Linked DNA regions of Mus musculus: region 2 is linked to region 1. Evidence: chromatin loops called from intact Hi-C (ENCODE). Cell type or tissue: gastrocnemius. All regions are shown on one strand. Each heading gives the region's core, and the rest is flanking DNA. Links, peaks and the distances in the headings are about the cores only.

Region 1 (10,225 bases), core at 742-8,741:
TGGGGGAAACCCAAACTCCTTAAGACTGATAATGGACCAGCTTATACATCTCAAAAATTCCAGCAGTTCTGCCGTCAGATGGACGTGACCCACCTGACTGGACTTCCATACAACCCTCAAGGACAGGGTATTGTTGAGCGTGCGCATCGCACCCTCAAAGCCTATCTAATAAAGCAGAAGAGGGGAGTCGAGACTCTACCCCGAGTACCAAGAGTGTCTGTGTCTATGGCACTCTTTACACTCAATTTTTTTAAATATTGATGCTCATGGCCATACTGCGGCTGAACGTCATTGTTCAGAGCCAGATAGGCCCAATGAGATGGTTAAATGGAAAAATGTCCTTGATAATAAATGGTATGACCCGGATCCTATTTTGATAAGACCCAGGGGAGCTATTTGTGTTTTCCCACAGAATGAAGACAACCCATTTTGGATACCAGAAAGACTCACCCGAAAAATCCAGACTGACCAAGGGAATACTGATGTCCCTCGTCTTGGTGATGTCCAGGGCGTCAATAATAAAGAGAGAGCAGCGTTGGGGGATAATGTCGACATTTCCACTCCCAATGCCGGTGATGTATAATGCTCAAGTATTCCCCTGCTTTTTTACCACTAACTAGGAACTGGGTTTGGCCTTGATTCAGACAGCCTTGGCTCTGTCTGGACAGGTCCAGACGACTGACACCATTAACACTTTGTCAGCCTCAGTGACTACAGTCATAGATAAACAGGCCTCAGCTAATGTCATGATACAGGGTGGTCTCATGCTGGTTAATCAACTCATAGATCTTGTCCAGGTACAACTAGATGTATTATGGCAAATAGCTCAGCTGGGATGTGAACAAAAGTTTCCGGGATTGTGTGTTACTTCCATTCAGTATGAGAAATTTACTAGGGCAGCTAATTTGTCAAAAAGTCTTTCTCAGTATATGTTACAGAATTGGACGGCTGAATTTGAACAGATCCTTCGGGAATTGAGACTTCAGGTCAACTCCACGCGCTTGGACCTGTCCCTGACCAAAGGATTACCCAATTGGATCTCCTCAGCATTTTCCTTCTTTAAAGAATGGGTGGGATTGATATTATTTGGAGATACACTTTGCTGTGGATTAGTGTTGCTTCTTTGGTTGGTCTGTAAGCTTAAGGCCCAAACTAGGAGAGACAAGGTGGTTATTGCCCAGGCGCTTGCAGGACTAGAACATGGTGCTTCCCCTGATTTATGGTTATCTATGCTTAAGCAATAGGTCGCTGGCCATTCAGCTCTTGCACCCCACGAGGCTAGTCTCATTGCACGGGATAGAGTGAGTGTGCTTCAGCAGCCCGAGAGAGTTGCACGGCTAAGCACTGCAGTAGAAGGGCTCTGCGGCATATATGAGCCTATTCTAGGGAGACATGTCATCTTTCAAGAAGGTTGAGTGTTCAAGTGTCCTTCCTCCAGGAAAAACAACACGGGACCAGACCAGGACCCCTCTAGGTGATGAGCCTGGAAGGAGGTTATGTGTACGGCTCCTTTACCTGCACACTGGGGATTTGACCTCTATCTCCACTCTCATTAATATGGGTGGCCTATTGCTTTTATTAATAGAAAAGGGGGAACTGTGGGAAGCCGCCCCCACATTCGCCGTTACAAGATGGCGCTGACAGCTGTGTTCTAAGTGGTAAACAAATAATCTGCGCATGTGCCAAAGGTAGTTCTCCACCCCATGTGCTCTGCCTTCCCCGTGACTACAACTCGGCCATGGGCTGCAGCCAATCAGGGAGTGATACGTCCTAGGCGAAGGATAACTCTCCTTAAGAGGGACGGGGTTTCGCTTTCGTTTTTGGGCTTGGGGCTTGCACTCTTGCTCCTGAAGATGTAAGCAATAAAGTTTTGCCGCAGAAGATTCTGGTTTGCTGCGTCTTTCCTGGCCGGTCGCGAACGCGTGTAAGAAATCAGGAAAGCCAGATAATTGAGTTCTGAGACATTAAAGCAATAATGTGAAAAGCTACTGGCAATGAGGCCATGGAACCGATGACATCATGCGGAGAATAAAGGGGAGTTCTAGAAGAATCCGAGAGGACTAAGCCATCGGGGGCTTCAACCTAAAGGCTGGGAAGAGAAGACTGACTCCACACAAAGGAAATAGAGTCAGGAAGAGTTTGTGAGGTACGATAACAGGGAAACTGGTATCCTGGCAGGAAAACTTGTATTCTGACAGGCAAACTGGTATTCCAACAGGGATACTACTATTCTGACAGCAATATTGGTATTTCAGGAAACAAGACAGGGTCCTGGGATAGGAAAAAATGTGTCAAATGAAGCATTCGCCTTTGCTTTGAGCAGGAAGAGATCATTGTGACCCCAATACAAGCAGCCTCAGCTAAGTGGAGGGAATGAGATCTTAATTTAAGTAGTTCTCAGGAGGACAGAAAGAGAGGGCGCTGAAATCATGACTTCATGTTATCCATTTTGAGGATTTGGGGGGGAGGTCCCCTCTAAGTCAAGTAAGGAAATAGAGTGGTGCCTGGAAGAGAAGGGTTGTTGGGGCTGGGGAAAGGTCTGTGGTTGTTTCCAGGTACAGGAATTGTATAGTATTTATCTCTCAATGGGGAGGATGGTCCAGGAAAGAGGGGACCAAAGGATGCAGCAGAAAGAGGTTAGATGGGACTGGTAACACGGCTCAGTGCATGACCTGACAGAACCCACATAAAGATAAGACTCTGCAGAATGTTTCTCTGACTCCACTGTGGTACACACACACACAACCACATATATGCATCATTGGTATATATCCATACACACACAACCATTTTTGAAAATTAAAGTTAGGTGGGATGAGGTCCAACAAATAGAAGGCAGAAATGGCCACCAATAGAAGACAGCTCATCCACCCGAGACGGGAGAAAGGGGTCACTTTAGGTGCAGCACTGTGGTGGAGGAAGAAAAAAAATAATGCGTGTGAGTAGTGTGTGTGTGTGTGTGTGTGTGTGTGTGTGTGTGTGAGAGAGAGAGAGAGAGAGAGAGAGAGAGAGAGTACACACACCCGGGCTCGAGCAGGCCAAGTGAGGATGGCTTGGTGTCTGATCATTCTCCACCTAATTCCTTTGACATCGGGGGCTCCTTCTGTCTGTCTCCCCCATCTGTCCCCTGCACTGGAGTTTAAGAATCACACTCACGACATGGGTGCCAAGATCAGAACTCAGGTCCCCACGCTTACACAACAAGCTCTCTTCCCCACTCTCCAGCCTCAGTTTTGTATGCTTGTTGATGGGGTGTTAAAGAAAGAGAGGGAGAGATGGAAGTGTACACTGGCAAGTGAGGCATTAAGAAATGCAGCTTGAGATGGCTAAGGGGGCCACGTGAAGTTTCAAGGCCATGGATTTAGAGACCAGGCCACAACAAGAGGAGAATAAGAGGAGGAAGTGAATCCTTGGGGGGGAGGGGGATAAAGAAGGCATAGGGTCAAAAGTTGTTTCAAGATAAGAGTGTGTTTGCTCATAGGACTGATTCGTTAGAGGAGAACCTGACGATGTAAGATCAAAGTTCTTCAGGAAACAGTGGAATCTGAGGCCTAGGAGGAAAATGTGCTTCATAAAAAACAAGCACAAGTCTCCCCTGAAAGATGAGAAAAGACAGACTCTGAGTACTCATGTCCGGAGACCAATAAACTGCTGGTAAGCAAGTAAGTGAGTTTGTGATCGGTTATATCCATTTCTTGGTAAAATATAAGGTGCAGTCTTCCATTGGGTGAAAGACAAAGGTGTGAAGGTTGGTGGAGTCTAAAGAGTGCACTTAGCTGTGGGCCTGGAGAGATGACTCAGTTAAGAGCACTGACTGCTCTTCCAGAGGTCCTGAGTTCAATTCTCAGCAACCACATGGTGGCTCACAACCATCTGTAATGAGATCTGATGCCCTCTTCTGGTGTGTCTAAAGACAGCTACAGTGTAATTACATATAATATAATAGTAAATAAATCTTAAAACCAAAGCAAAACCCCAAGTGTAATAGCTGGATGCAATGGTGTACTTAGCCGAAGGATTATGAGAGGCTTCGAGCCCAGAGTGCCTCGAGTACATGGGAGGCACTAGGTTCAATCACTAGGTTCAATCGTGGAAGTGTGAGGTGGCTTCTGTCATTAGGGTGTCAATTTCCCTTTGGATTCCTTGAAGTATAAAGAGAAGTGGCTGTAAACCAGCAGGTAGAGTCAAGTTCCTTAAAACAGCGACCATTTAGCTCGGACTCCCGAGTTCTAAATGGCTGGATTCAACGGGGTCAGGGCTAAACCTACCTCTCAGAGAAGCCAGCTGGAGCCGTGGTAGGTATCTGGCTATCAAAGATGGGGAGGTCATAATCACTGCGTTGGGAAACAAATCATCTTTTCCATCCTCCTGGCGCTCGGATGACTGAAGGGGATCACTGCCCATTAGGGACCGGAAGGAATCACTGGTCTTGCGGGGCTCCAGGGGCTCAATGCCCTTGCGAGACCGGAGGGAATCACTGGCCTTGCGGGACTGGGGAGGATCGCTGGAGTTGTGGGATCTGAAGGATGCGGAGACCTCATGGGATTTGTGAGTCTTGGACCCTTCGTAGTCCTCTTCTTGTCCTTCCTCCCCAACCGCTTCGGCCTCGTCACCATTCTGCACCTCCAGGAGCCTGAGCACAAGGGGCTTCGGTTGGAGTTCAGAGGTTGTGCGTGTTTCTGTCGTGGTCGTGGTGTTCCGCCCATCCGTCACCTCGGATCGCACGGATGAACCTGAGAAGTCTCCTTCCTCCATTCCGGTTAGAAGCTCCGGCTACCCGGCTCTCAAACTCTCCGCCAGCCGCCCAAACTCAGTTCGCGGAGTGGACAGGTGATTCGGGGCCGCCGGCGCCCTGCCCGGGACAGCCTCAGCTCCGCCCCCGCCGCCTGGCCCCGCCCCGCCGGTCCGGCCTCAGCGCTTGGATCACCGGTTGCTATGGAGACGTGACGCTCTCCTAGGGTGCGTCTCTGTTAGACACCGCACCGTGAGACAGAGGCGGGAGAGAGGGATCCTGCTCCCGCTTCCGGTGTGAAGGGAGACAACTCAACCACCCGCGGTACACATATGCTTCCTAACTGGTTAGGTTTCCGAGGTTTCGGAGGTATCCCAACACGGACTCTTTACAAAGGCTGGAAGTGGATAGGAGATTTTTAAGACAGCCCCACCCCTCGTCACTAAGGCAATAAGAAATCTGCAGTTGAGGCCGGGCAGTGGTGGTGCACGCCTGTAATTTCAGCACTTGAAAGGCAGAGGTGGTTTTCTGAGTTCGAGGCCAGCCTGGTCTACAGAATGAGTTCCAGGACAGCCAGGACTGCACAGAGAAACCCTGTCTCAAAAAACAAAACAAAACAAAACAAAACAAAACAAAACAAACAAAAACACCCCACCCCACCCCCAAAAAAGAAATCTGCAGTTGGAATGAAGGCTGTGAAGCGATTGATCCGAGCTTAATATTTGTCAGAATAGTGTAGAGCGTTAACTGCTTCTTTACATGAAATTCTGCACGCCTTCACAGCAAAACACTTCGACGGGTTCTCAATACAAATGTACATTCAAGAATTTCTTGTGTACCACCATCACAGGGCTCACTATCAAAGTGAGATTAAATTCTAGACTGTTAGATAGGCCCCAGTCCGGAGTGCCCCTCTGCAGAGGCCGTTTCCTTGTGTGTTGGATACACATGTGTGTTTCCTCGCCCCCAATAAACGCTTGTCTTCAACTGCTGATTCAGTCCGTGGTGCTTGAGGTGTCTGCTGCAGGTTTTCCTGCCTGTTAATTCTATAGCTGGTGGAGAAAACGAACTTGACCAAGATGCCTAGGCTATCACTAGAGATGAATTAGTGCTATTGATCATGTGATTAATCCTCTGAACAGCACAATTGTGTGTACATCTATTTATTCATAGCGATATTTCTGAAATATACCAAGAGTTTTGTAGCCTTGTTAGGGCCCTTCCTCTCAAATTTCTCTCCTCCCCCATTTTTTTTTTTTTGAGACTAACTTACTTAGCAGTTCAAGTTGGCCTCGAACTTTGCAGTCCATGTTAGCCTCAAACTCCTGTGCTTGTGGCAATCCTCTTGCCACAACTACGCAAGTAATAAGTTAAGTTACAGGTGTTGGTCATGGTGCTGACTTCTCTGCATATCTACACTTGTTTGTTTGTTTGTTTGTTTGTTTTTGGTTTTTCGAGGCAGAGTTTCTATATATACCCTGGCTGTTCTGGAACTCACTCTGTAGACCAGTCTCTCTCTCTCTCTCTCTCTCCCTCTGTGTGTGTGTGTGTGTGTGTGTGTGTGTGTGTGTGTGAAAGCCTGGAAAGTGCTCATTTTCATCACCAAAATAGTATGAGAAAGAAGGGAAGAATTGATGGCGTTTCAGTCCTCTGTTTTCAATGGAAGGAATTAAAAATGTTAAGAAATAAAACATCTGTCAAAATATACAGTTAAAGACACCATTTACACAATTTGGGGTACTTGAATTTACTATCCTATAAAAAAACTAACGACAACATTTTTGTGAAAGTTAATAGGAGTGGAACTAGGAGACTCATTCTAGGGTATGAATGTACCAGGTAATCTGTTGCATTAAACTCATTTAAAAAAAAAAGTCGAATTAACATTTTGGGAGCTGGAGTAAATGAGCCAGCTATTAAGATCCCTTATAGCCCTGGACAGATGGCTCAGTGCTTAAGAGTGTCTACTGAGCCGGGCGTGGTGGCCACGCCTTTAATCCAGCACTCGGGAGGCAGAGGCAGGCGGATTTCTGAGTTCGAAGCCAGCCTGGTCTACAGAGTGAGTTCCAGGACAGCCAGAGCTATAAAGAGAAACCCTGTCTGGAAAAAAAAAAAAGACTCCATTTCCAAGGAGTCCAAAACTACTTCTGATCTCTGCATGCTCCTGCATACGTGTTGTACGTACCATACATACACCCAGGCATCACACATATGCTTGAAAGGTTTTTTTCCACTTGCTGCTCTTGCAGAGAACCCACGTGGTGGCTCACAAATGACCATACTCCAATTCCGGGGAATCTGGCATCCTCTCCTGGCCTCTTCAGGAACTAGGTACACATACACAGTACACTTTTGAGCATCCCTAAAGATTTTATTACATTTTTGTATATCTGTTGTATGTGTATGTATGCCTGCCACTGTGAACATATGGAGGTCTCTCTCTCTCTCTCTCTCTCTCTCTCTCTCTCGCCCCTAATATGCATTCCTCAGTATGATGAACTTCCTAAGCTGACTGCTAAGCCCCCTTTTCTGGTACAGACAAACGTGAGTTAGATTTCCACTGATCCAAACAAAGTTCCAGCACTTCAGAGGTGCTCAATAAATGTTTACAAAGGGAATAAGTAAAACTGCATGCACCTCTTGGTGTTTTAACTGAACCTGTATTTTCTAAGCCTGAAAGGCTGCCAATCGATACCAAGTTCTCCAAGGAAATAAACACTCCCCTAGTGAGGCATGATGGGAAAATGACCAGCCAGGCAGCCCCTTTGACAACACAGTAGCTTGGGTGAGTTTCATTTCCCCTAGAGCTCTTGTGACATGTGTCTATGTCACTAGCTTAAGATGTCTCCAGTGCAAAGCTCTTACTTTATTCAATTTCAGCGAGGAAAGAGAGCCATGTTGTTTCTCAATAGCTGTTCCCCAGAGGACAATCTCCAGCAAGCCACATCCCTTGTTAACAAAATCTAGAACTTAAGATCAGAATGTGATAAAACCTCCGAATTGCTCTCACCTCTGTTAAAGGCACCCAATGGTTTATATGTCCTAAGATAAAGCATATAGCATCTGAGTGTGAGCTGGAAGGGTGTCTTCATCTGAGACAATCTTTTCAAAGGGAGAAAACCACATTCTTCAAAGGGAAGAATGTGATGTCTGTATACATATGTGTGCTGGCTAGGTTTTTTGTTTGTTTTTCGTTTTGTTTTGTTTTTCCAAGACAGAGTTTCTCTGTGTAGCCCTGGCTGTCCTGGAGCTCACTTTGTAGACCAGGCTGGCCTCGAACTCACAAACCCGCCTGCCTCTGCCTCTGCCTCTGCCTCTGCCTCTGCCTCTGCCTCCCAAGTGCTGGGATTAAAGGCGTGCACCACCACCGCCCGGCTGTGCTGGCTAATTTTGCGTCAATGTGATACAATACAAGCTGGAGTCATTTGGGAAGAGAGAACCTCAACTAAGAAGCTGTTTCCATCACACTGGCCTGCAGGAAAGACTGAAATGCGTTTTCTTGATTGATGATTGACATGGGAGGACACAATGCATTGTGGGCATTGCCCCCCCCCCCAGGCAAGTGGTCTTGAGTTGTAAAAGAAAGCAGGCTAAGCAAGCTATGGGGAGAAAGCCAGTAAGCATCACCCCTCCATGGCCTCTGCATCAGCTCCTGCCTTCAGGTTCCTGCCCTGACTTCCCTGGATGATGGACTAAAATGTAAGCTGAAATGAACCCTTTCCTTTCCACATGGCCTTAAGCCTTAGTATTTCATCACAGTAAGACATACACCTCAGTTAAACCATCTGTTATTGTAACTTAAGCATGGCAGAGACTGTGCTGTGAGCAGGGCTGTCATCTTCGCCATATTTGGTTATTTTGCCAGAGTTTCCTAATTTTAAAAGGACACATGGGCCAAATTCTCTCTCCGAATATATACATGTTAGTGAATTAAAGCAAAGCATTATAGTTGCAAATTGGACTTACTGTATCCAGTTAAGTATAGTTAATTGCTTTTACAAAATATTCCCAATGGAGCTGAACAGATAGATGGCTCAGTGGTTAAGAGCACTGGCTGCTCTTTCAGAGGTTCTGAGTTCCATTCCCAGTAACCACATGGTGGCTCACAACTGTCTATTATAGGACTCAGTGCCCTCTTCGGGCCTGTAGGTGTGAATGCCGGCAGAGCACTCATATACACGAAATGCATAAATCTTTTTGTTGTTGTTTTTCGAAATACATAAATCTTAAAAACAAACAAAACAACAGCAACAGAAGAATCCTAATACCCTTTATGGTGGCATACATACACAGTGCCCAGGAGGCTGAGGCAGGGGGATTGCAGGATACACTGTAGGGTCTTGTCTCAAAAGACAAAACAAGGGGCTGGAGAGATGGCTTAGCGGGTAAGATCACTGACTGCTCTTCTGAAGGTCCTGAGTTCAAATCCCAGCAACCAAATGGTGGATCACAGTCACCAGTAGTGAGATCTGACACCCTCTTCTGGTGTGTCTGAAGACATCGAAAGTGTACTTAATTGTAATAATAAATCTTTGGACCAGAGCAAGAGGGGTTGGCCGGAGCAAGTGGGGCCAACCAGAGTGAGCAGAGGTCCTACTTCAATTCCCAACAACTACATGAAGGCTCACAACCATCTGTACAGCTACAGTGTACCCATATACATAAATAAATCTTAAAATAAATAAATAAACTTAAAAAAAAAAGAAAGAAAGACAAAACAAATCTTGTGAAGAAAGCCTGTCTTAAAAACACATTTCTACCCTGTGTCTCATCTGGTGTATCAGGGTTCTTGTCTCCTCCTGCATTCAGTTAAGCTGGGAGCACTCATCTTCACTATTCTTATCTGGCACGTCTGTCCTTCAGTGTTAAGGGCACACTTAAAGGAAAGATATCTGCATTTTTATTCAAAAAACGTTTAACTGTTTTACTAAATGTATTGCTATTGATAAAGCACACATGGGGGGGGTAGGGGAGAAGTCAGTAAAGTATTTGCTGTATAGGCATGTCTATGTGGGTTTGATCCCTGGAAACCGCAAAAAAACAAGACAGAAAACAACTCCCCCCAAAACAAACAAACAAAACCAAAACCCCCAAAACAAAAACAACAACAAAAACAAAAACCCTATCATATAAGATTTACGGTTCCTGAGAAAGGACACTTATAATCATCTTCTGACCTCACGTGTACACACAAGACATAAAGAGAAGGCACGGGTAGGATGAAGGCTTGCCAATACATTCTTTACTTTTGAGTAAAACCCTTAATCCCGGTGAGTGGGTACAGCCCCGGTGTAGATGGCATGCTTAACATGTCTGAGGTCCAGGGTTCTACTCTTGGCACCGAAAGCAAAAATCTGCATTTCTCTCCAAATAATTTAAAAATTTTAAAGTTAAAACTCTAAAGACAAAACAGAACAAAATCCTAGTGAATTGGCTAGTGTTCTCCGTATAGACGCTCTGCATTGCGAGAATAACCATGGCTTATTTTTTATT
Region 2 (10,225 bases), core at 637-8,636, 160 kb before region 1:
TCGCAAAACCACCCACATCAGGGCATTGGCATGATTTTGCACATGATGAAATAAATAGCCATATGCTAGCTAGCAAATATGAAGTTAATTCTCACATACTAAATATGTAAGAATTTATACTATTTTCTGAATTTTGGTTTTGTTTTGAAGCTTGCAGCTTTTAGGATTCATCCTTTAAAAAAATTAAGAAAAAAAAAGCCACACATTTAAAATTCTTTTCTGGATACAGATAAAATATTTAGTATTATTGTTATTTGCCCAGGCCTCATCAATAATTTAGTAGGTCAACCTAAGGGAGTTTGTACACTATCCAAGTCATGAAGTTATAACCCATCTAATGACCTTGGGAGGAAAATTCTGAGACGTGACCAGGCCCTAGAAAGGGACGTGTGTGAATGTAGCTCTTTCCCCTCACTTCACACCCATGTCTAAGGTTATATGAATAGGCGTTTTAGAGTAGTTGTTATTAAAGATTTATTTTACTTATATGAGTATGCTTTAGCTGTCTTCAGAGAGCATTAGATCCCATTACAGACGGTTGTGAGCCATCATGTGGTTTCTGGGATTTGAACTCAGGACCTCTGGAAGAGCAGCCAGTGCTCTTAACCGCTGAGCCATCGCTCCAGCCTGAGTAGTTGTTATTACAGTGCATGGGTTGCTTGTCCATGACTGCATACTTTGGTTCTGTTGCTGAGAAGTCTCCTTTTCAAGTGTGTGCATTATTTATAAATGATTTTTAATAATGTATCATCACCTATATTCTCAGCCAATGATCAATAAGAAAGAAACGTCTCTTAGCCGTCTTCCTTACAGAAGTGTCACTTTTGTTGTTTTGGTCTGGAGTAACTCAGGGTTGCAGCAGTCATCAATAAATGATGCTGATGTCATAAAAAGAAATCCGAGCTAACTAGAGATGGATGGGGGATGGGGAACTAGCTTTATCTGCCTTGAGAGTGTCTGATGTTTGGTGACTAACGTAACAGAAGAAGTGGTATCTCTCTGAATATGCTGTCAGACTGCAGCATGCTCTCTGGCTGCAGCTGAAACAGTGTGACTCATTCAATGTAACTGCAGTTAGGGCAACAAGAATTGTTTCCACTCTGTCTTACATGTCATGAAGCCTACTGTCCCATAGTAGTTGGTCACAAACTATTTGTTCAGTGAATGTATGATTGAATGAATAGATACAAACCAACATCCTATCAGCTCGTGAACAGTGGGCATAAGAAGTTATGAAGACCATGATGAAGTCCCTGAGACTGGCAAGAAGAGTTTATTGAGAGAACACAATTTGCTAACTTTATTTTTCTTTCCTTTTTATTACTTGCTGTGATTTGAATCTACAATGTCCATATTTCAGTCAGGGTTCCTTAGAGGGACAGAGTGGATAGAATGGACACACACACACACACACATAAAGGAAATTTATTGGAGTGGTTTACAGGCGAAGGTCTGGCTAGTCCAACAGGGACTGTCTCCTGATTGAAAGGCCAAGAATCTGCTAGTTCTTCAGTCCATGAGGCTGGACGTCTCAGCTGGTCTTCAGTCTACACTGGAATCTTAAGTAATTCTAGTTTCAGCAAAGGGATGCCTCAGCAGCAGGACAGATGAACTTGCCAACAAGAGTGAGGGCAGGCAGGCAAAGAGCAGAAGCTCCCCTCTTTCATGTCCTTTTATGTGGGCTGTTACCAGAAGGTGTGGTCTAGATCTAAGGTGGGTTTTCTGGCCTCAAATGATCCAATCAAGAAAATCTTTCACAGGCCCGACCAGCTGCTGGGTTTTAGGTCGTTCCAGATATAGTCACGTTGACAACTAAGATTAGCCATCACAGTCCCTAACAAGATCATGCGTTTAATCAGTTGGGAAGGTTGTAGAATACTTAGGAGGTGGCATTCTGCTGGGGGAAGTGGGTCACTGGGGGTGAGGGAGCTTAGACCTTACAGCCTTAAAGGCCTCCTAGTAGAGACTTCTGTTTGCTTCCTGATGGCAGGTATACTGTGACCCACTGTCTTGTGTACTTCTGCTGACATCCCTTGTCCACCTGGCAGACTGTAAATGCTCAAACTGTGAGGCAAAATAAACTCTTCCTCCTTCAAGTTGCTACTAAGTCTCCGGTCACAGTGTAGCAGTGAGAACAGAAACTACATTGCTAATGTTTATTCATTATATTTGTCATGTCTGGTCACAGCGCAGCAGTGAGAACAGTAAGTAACTCCATTATGAAATGTACTCATATTCATTGCATGCAGTGATGAAGCCATGATGCCAAGAAGTTTCACGAGGACACCTTCAGTCCTGTATCTTTCTCCGTCTCCAGAGGGTCTCCTTCCTCTTCCCAAATAGCCCCCTTCCTACTTTCATCTCATTTACAAAGGAGTCTGCTTTCTGCATGGCTGTGAACTTTATGTCATGTCTTTGCTATTGCTCTTGGGTAATTAGGAATTGGCTATGATGTGCTTATTTGAATAAACGGAGATAAAATGCCGTCTTCTCCATCTACGTTTTGAGAGCACGTTTTAGGCATCACCCTCACACCCTTGTAACCCCTGTCCCTTTCAGTAAATGTTCCCTTTTGGCAGTGCTCAAGAGAACTGGCTCCTGCTGGAGCTGTACCTCATTATCATAGCTTGCTACATTAACATTTTATCCCGTATCTTTATTTCTACTTTATTTTGACTTAATTTTTTTTAGAGACAGGGTCTTACTATGTAGCCATTGCTGACCTGGAACTCACTATGTAGACCAGGCTGGCTTTAAACTCACAGTGATCTGCTAGCAGCTGTCTTTCAAGTGCTGGAATTAAAAATGCACACCTCTCCACTTAGCTAGCTTAATGCTTTCAAAGATTTTCTTCCTTCCTTCCTTCCTTCCTTCCTTCCTTCCTTCCTTCCTTCCTTTCTTTCTTTCTTTCTTTCTTTCTTTCTTTCTTTCTTTCTTTCTTTCTTTCATGCATATGGCTACATTGTAGCTGTACAGATGGTTGTGAGTCTTCATGTGGCTGCTGGGAATTGAATTTAGGACCTCTGCTTGCTCTGGACGGCCCTGTTCACTCTGGTCAACCCTGCATGCTCCCGCCCAAAGATTTATTATTATAAATAAGTACACTGTAGTCAACTTCAGACACACCAGAAGAGGGTGTCAGATCTCATTACAGATGGTCATGAGCCACCATGTGGAGCAGTCAGTGGTCTTACCCGCTGAGCTATCTCGCCAGCCTTAATGCTTTCAATTTCTATATCCGTGTGTTTTCTTTTGCTTTCTTCTTTAACACTACAGTTGTCTTGGTTTTGTCTTATTTTGAGGAACTAGGTCTTATGTATCTTAGACTGGTCTCAAACTCTTTATGTAGCCAAGTGAGGGAGATCTTGAACTCCTGATTCTCATGCCTCTACTTTCCACATTCTGGGATTCCATGGGTACACACACACACACACACACACACACACACACACACACACACACACACACACACACACACACACCCCCCACCACACACACACACACACACACACACACACACACACACACAACACACACACCACACACCCCCATACACACTCGCACTATACACACCACACACACACACACACACACACACACACACACACCTTGGAGTTAGAAATAGAAGGAAGTAAGATGGCTTTCCTTACATTTATTCCAGGGTTAATCTCTCCTGTAAAGACTTTAAGAATTATATCAATATATATCAATATAACAATATCTACATCTGCCTGTTTGTCGGTCTATCTATCAGGTGGGCCTGGAGCTCACTATGTAGCCCAACCTGGTGTAGTGGTGGCACAGATTTGAGGGCAGCCTATGCTACATAGTAGGACCCTATCTCCCCAACTGCTCTTTCCTCACAAAGGCTTTGAACTATTGAGGTTGCTAAAAGTTTTAAAAATGACGGTACTTTGACTTGAACCTTAATTTTAAAAATATTTTATGTGTACATGTACATGGCTGAGTGTATGTCTGTGCACCACACGAGTGCAGGAGCCTGCAGAGGTCAGAAGTACATCTGCAGTGGGATCTCTTGGATCTGGAGTTATAACAAGCTGATGTGTGTGTGCTAGGAACTGAAATGTGGGTCCTCTGCAGGAAAATTAAGTGTTCTTAACCTCTAAGCCAGCTCTCTGACCTTGGACCTTAATTCTAGCTATTCCTAACCTATTTGAACAATGAAAAGGAAAACAAATGCAATTCTACAATTTTAAAACAAGAGGAGAGAGGTAGAAAGTTTACTCTTGGTGAACAATTTTTTTTTCTGTGTATTTCATGTAAGACAACACTGCCAGTCCTAACTGTAACTAGCACATTACACTTGAGCTGTTGGGTTAGGTGATGGACTAGATGAATGTTACAAATGGAAGTAAGGAAGTTCTTCCTGCTTCATTCCAGGATTAACTTCTCATTTAAAGGTTTTAAAAATTGTATATATATATATATATATATAATATATTGTATGGTATAATGTAAAAATATATACACATATACACATACACACACATACACCATATATACATCATATACACATATATACCTCATATATAAATTATATATACACACATATACACACATATACACATACACATACATATATATGAGACAGTCTCACATTGTAGCACAGGCTGGTCTGGAACTCACTAGGTAGTTCCAGGCTGGCTCAGTGGTACCACGAGTTTGAGACGAGCCTGTGCTACAGAGCAAGGCTCCGTCTCCCCACCTGTTCCCTCTCCATAAATGCATTGCTCACCTCTGGGGCTTGTCTGCTGAGCAGGGGCCTCTCTCTGTGTGACCTCTTCTCTGTGTGGTCTCTTTAATACTGTAGCCTGACTTCTTCCTTGTCAGCTAGGAGAGTCTACGCTTGATCTTAGCCAAGAGGCCAAGCAGTTAGCTAAGGGATTTTAGAAACTGAAAACTAGCCTCCTTCTTTAGGCTTGGGCCGAGAAGAACGTAACTTTTGCAGAATTCTATTGGACAGTGTGCGTCATGAAGGCAGCCCAGATTTCCTATGAGAGAATGGATTTGAAATTTGTGGTCTAAGAACTAAACATGTTTGTTATGACTTAATCCTTCCTAGTTTGGGTAGCTATGAACATGTGTTGCTATGCAAACAGTTGTCCATAAGAGGTCAGTCACAGACCTTGAGAAAAGCTGGAGAATGGTCCTCTTGAATTAACCTGCTAAGGCTTTGCTATGCCTGGCGTGGTGCTAGAAGTGGATGCTAGGGATCCACCCCATAATCAGCTTCCAAACGCTGACACCATTGCATACACTAGCAAGATTTTGTTGAAAGGACCCAGATGTAGCTGTCTCTTGTGAGACTATGCCGGGGCCTAGCAAACACAGAAGTGGATGCTCACAGTCAGCTATTGGAGGGATCACAGGGCCCCCAATGGAGGAGCTAGAGAAAGTACCCAAGGAGCTAAAGGGATCTGCAACCCTATAGGTGGAACAACATTATGAACTAACCAGTACCCCGGAGCTCTTGACTCTAGCTGCATATGTATCAAAAGATGGCCTAGTCGGCCATCACTGGAAAGAGAGGCCCATTGGACACACAAACTGTATATGCCCCAGTACAGGGGAACGCCAGGGCCAAAAAAATGGGAATGGGTGGGTAGGGAAGTGGGCGGGAGGGTATGGGGGACTTTTGGGGTAGCATTGGAAATGTAATTGAGGAAAATATGTAATAAAAAATATTAAAAAAAAAAAAAGAAGTGGATGCTATAAGATCCAGAACAGCAGGACCTCTTGGGAAACTGTTTGCCTGGTTGGGGAAAAGTGAGCCCTGCTGGGTAGGGTAGCCATCCTGGTTTTCCTCATTTTGGGGTAAGGTAAAGGCTAGAAAGTAAGATGAAGCATCAAAAATGGGGCACTCGGCTGCGTGAGAAGGCAGCTCCCCCTATCTAGGACTGAACCCTTTGAAGAGACAATAGATCCAAAGGCTTGAAGTCAGGCACGATGCAAAGTCTGGTGGTCTCTCTGATAACTGCAGGCTGATGTTTAAGCTACCTTCACGGATATCTTCATGACATACACTGTCCAATAGAAGTCGGCAAAAGTCACGTTCTTCCAGCTCGAGGCCCAAACCTCAAGAAGGCATCAGGGTTTTAGTTTCAAAAACTCTCTCAGGTAATTGCTCAGCCTCTTGGCTACGGCCAAGTGTAGACTCTCCCAGCTAACAAGGAGGAAACCAGGCTACAGTTTTAAAGCTGGGAACCCTAGGTCTGGGTTTTCAAGGTTTGTGTGGTTAAACACCTCATGTTAGGAATCAGTCTCTCGAAAAGCTTGGTCAAACATGCTAGTGTGGCTTTAGCTCATCTTCCCTGAAGATAAGGAGAGAGGCCATGGCTGGTTGAGGTGATGCAGCACCAGGGATGACAATAGTAACCTGCAGGGTGGCACTTTGTGTCACTTCCAAGAGGCACATGAGTTGTTCTGGGTGGCTTTAAGGTGATGGCCACTCACAATAACTAAGGGTGCAGTAGTGACAGACACACCTTGGTGATCACCAACGAACGGCTCTCTAATTGGACTTAAGACTCAGTCAACAAGAAGGAAACCATTTCTGGTACTGGAAACCAGGCTAACACTCAGTGCCAGTGAAGTCATAGTTACTGGAGGAGAATCTACAACCACTAATTTACTAAATGAGCATCATCAAGTAACGACAATCTATAAACACTTGTCCTTACATCACAGATAAGTGTAGTCCTCGCCTCTCAACAAGGCAACTCTGTTGAGACATTTCCAGAGACCATTACAGAAAACCATAATTAATCAAAACACAGAGCTGTGGGGCCCAGTCCCAATGGATATATCTACAATACAGCCCTCCAACTAAGGCTCAGGGAAGCTTTCAGAGCAGAGACTGAAACGACTAACTGTAACGGCCAGGGGATCAGGAAGTTTGCTGTGAGACTTGTCTTCTAGTAATCTCAGAAGCTACTCCCAGAAAGTCTCACCACAGGACTGGGCGAATGGGAGCTGAAGAAGGACACCAAAGGACACGCCTCACTGGATGGGGAAAAGCCCACAAGGCCTTGCCCCTATAGGCAAGTGGGAAAGCTGGGATCAGGAGAGGTGGTCTCTCACAGGGAAGAGCACATACATGCACACACACAACACATGCAAACATACATATATGCGTGTGATAACAATTAGTGAAAAAAGGATCCCAGGAATTGGAGGAGAGCTGGGAAGAGCATATGGGAGCATGTGAAGGGAAGAACGAGAAGGAAGAAATGTTGCAATTATATATAATTTAAAAAAAAGAGAGAGAACACTATAGGGCTGGAGGGATGGCTCAGCGGTTAAGAGCACTGGCTGCTCTTCCAGAGGTTCTGAGTTCAAATCCCAGCAACCACATGGTGGCTCCTAACCATCTGTAATGGGATCTGATGCCCTCTTCTGGTGTGTCTGGAAAGCAGCTACAGTATATATATACACACACACACACACATATATTACATATATGTATATATGTGTGTGTGTGTTATAAATCATTTTTTAAAACACTATAAAAATACCTGTGCTGAGAAGGGAGTTTCCAGGGACAAGGCGACCAAACTGAAGACTAGCTTACATGATTTGGCGATGGGGTGGAAAAATGGAGTTAACTGAGTTTCTGGACGGAGAAGATTTTGTGCCATGCATTTAGTTTGTAGGATGTGTAAGATCCATATTACACCAAACGATGACCGCTGTATATAAATAGAGGACGTCGTAGGCACCCAGTGCCACAGACCCCATGTCTTCTTGCTGTAGGTTCTTCTTTCACTCACTCCCTCTCAGATCGTGGTCAGCTGATGAGGCAGCCTCTGAAGCCCAGCATCGATTGTACTCCTGTCTTCACACAAAGCAGTCGATTCTGTTCTTTTCCCGTGTTGGCCTGAGTCTCATAATCACAACCAGTGCAGAAAACTTCCTTAACTAGCAGGGAAATCGTGAGGATTTCACAGGAACCATTCTAGGAGGAGAGACGAAGGCGCAGGTGGGTGAGGATGGTGCCTGTGCGCCGTTGGCAACGCTTTGTGGACTTGCAGTTTCACTAGGCATGGCCTCAGCGGCAGAGGTCCAGCACCGCTCATCTGCATGGCCTCCGCCCGCACGCGGCTCTTTTCAGTGATTTGAAACATGAGTGCGATCGCCAGATCTGTGTTTATTGGGCTGACTACCGGCTTTCTCCTCTTGGCAGCAAGTGATCGGAGAGGCTTACGGATGAGGTCAAGTTTCTCTTTCTCGAATAAATATTTAAAATCCTAAGAGGTGGAGACGTTGCAGATAGGAATGATCTAATTCAACTTTCTGCATGCCCTCGCAGGTGCACAGGGTCAACACCCAGGAAGAGCAGGCTCCGTGGCTCTAGCTGCACAGTAGAAAAACAACGGTCAGTCCCTCTGCTCTGCGACAGGCACAAGGGCAGTGCCAGAGCCCAGGCAAGAGATGTCATGTGTTCATAGGGCAAAGAGGAAGTTTTCTTGAAAGGCTGTTTCCAAAGATGTGTGGGTGGGGTTGAGGGGAGCCGATGGGGGATCCTGAAACATCCCAGGGCCAGGATGTCACCCTAGTTTGAAAGGGTAAGAGGTTGGTAATGAAGTTCAGAGACAGCAGCTGAGAAGACCGATAGAGATCACAGCCTCTGGTTCTGAGCACCCCGCCCTGTGGCTCACAGCTACCTGTAACCTCAGCTCCCGTGCACCAGACACCCTTTTCTGACCTCTGAGAGCATCTGCACTCACACATTCCCATAGGCAGACATAACTATACATAATTAAAATTTTCATAAATTATTTGAAATAAAAATCTTTTTTAAAATCCTGGTCACCTTCGAATCACAAATGTTTCCTTCCTTCTCCACTTTGCTTAGCCTCCTGTCCACCCTGCCGAGGCCTTGGTTTATAAACACTGTGGTCAGGGTCCTTCGGAAGCACACTTACTGCCTTTTTGTTTTTGAGACAAGGTCTCGATATGTAGCTTTGGCTTGTCTGGAGCTCGACATGTAAACCAGACTGGCCTTGAACTCGCAGAGACCTCTCTGCCTCTGCTTACCAAGTGCTGGGATGAAAGCGCCAGAACTTTTGAATACGAAGTCAGTTTAAAACTTTTCATACAACTTCAGCCTCCAACCCGAGCCTCCTCTGCTTAGAGGCCTCTCAACCACAGATATTGTTCATCTCCTTTAATTCTGTTTTTTTTTTTTTTTACATTATTGTATTAGGTATTTATTTATTGTGTGTGTGAGTGTATATGTGTGTGAGTGTATTGTGTGAGTGTGTGTGTGAGTGTATGTGTGTGTGAGTGTATGTGTGTGAGTGTATGTAAGTGTGAGTGTAAGTATGAGTGTATGTGAATGTGTGTATGAATGTATGTGCGTGTGTGCGTGCACACATGCGTACGCACACACACATGCAGACATATGAATTTGGCTGTCACTCCTGTACCACAGTGCATAGGTGGCTGTCAGAAGCAACTCTCAGGAGTCGGTTCTGCCCTCAGACCATGTGGGTCCTGGGGACTGAACTCAGAGTTAGCACCTTCACCCCCCAAGCCACCTCACTGTCGCACGCCACAGACATTCTTTATTCAGAGGAGGACTTTGTTTAACCCCCAAGTAGGAAGTAAAATTCAAGCAATATAAAAACACCTTTTTTTTTTTTTTCCAAGTGTCACTTTCATCCTGTTACTTTCGTTCTGTTCTCTGGTATTTATTTAAAGTGCTTTTAAAACAAACTGGTCTGACAGAAACTGCAGTAGCAGGAAGCCGGAGCTCAAAACAAATAACCACACATACATACACACAGAAAGAAAGAAAGAAAGAAAGAAAGAAAGAAAGAAAGAAAGAAAGAAGGAAGGAAGGAAGGAAGGAAGGAAGAAAGAAAGAAAGAAAGAAAGAAAGAAAGAAAGAAAGAAAGAAAGAAAGAGCAAAGAAAAGCAAGAGGGCAGTTTGCAACTAACCAGCTAGCCACTGCAGGAGGCTATCTCCCACACTGCAGGAGGCTATCTCCCATACCAAGAAGTAGCCTTACTCCAGTTGGAAACAATTGCAGATACCAAGAATGAAGGGGGGGGGTTATCCCCTCCCTACACAGTCCTCTCTAGCCCAGGGCTCCTAATAGTCTCGCCTCATTCAAAGCCAAACCCAGGACTGCAGACGCACAGCCACTGAGGGGTGAGCCAGCCACACAGGACAGTGTTTAGTGAGGCAGGGATCACCTCG

Evidence for each region. Hi-C counts contacts between places; a loop is a spot of excess contacts. Peaks named below come from ENCODE experiments on the same cell type or tissue, not always from the same donor. Only the 100,000 strongest peaks of a DNase experiment are listed, where the experiment ranks them.
Region 2: a loop joins it to region 1, with 1.8 times the contacts of the local background. A loop is called at or near these places in 8 of 42 quality-filtered maps.

Annotation. Positions count from the first base shown.
Region 1 is chr5:77,010,682-77,020,906 of GRCm38, reverse strand. Thegl (theg spermatid protein like) reads right to left here and starts at 4,884. Exons shown (of 9, transcript NM_027970.1): 1 at 4,269-4,884. The coding sequence starts at 4,755. 1700112J05Rik (RIKEN cDNA 1700112J05 gene) reads left to right here and starts at 2,044. Exons shown (of 4, transcript NR_077218.1): 1 at 2,044-2,146; 2 at 3,482-3,662. It also overlaps a transcript of Arl9 not described here. In gastrocnemius, for the core only: no CTCF peak of the experiment used is centred there; a DNase peak (open chromatin) is centred at 4,913; H3K4me3 peaks cover 941 bases.
Region 2 is chr5:77,165,718-77,175,942 of GRCm38, reverse strand. No RefSeq gene overlaps it. Among named protein-coding and RNA genes, the nearest start is that of Gm34598, 12 kb to the right of the region's middle. In gastrocnemius, for the core only: a CTCF peak has its summit at 5,113; a DNase peak (open chromatin) is centred at 5,176; H3K4me3 peaks cover 653 bases; H3K27ac peaks cover 557 bases.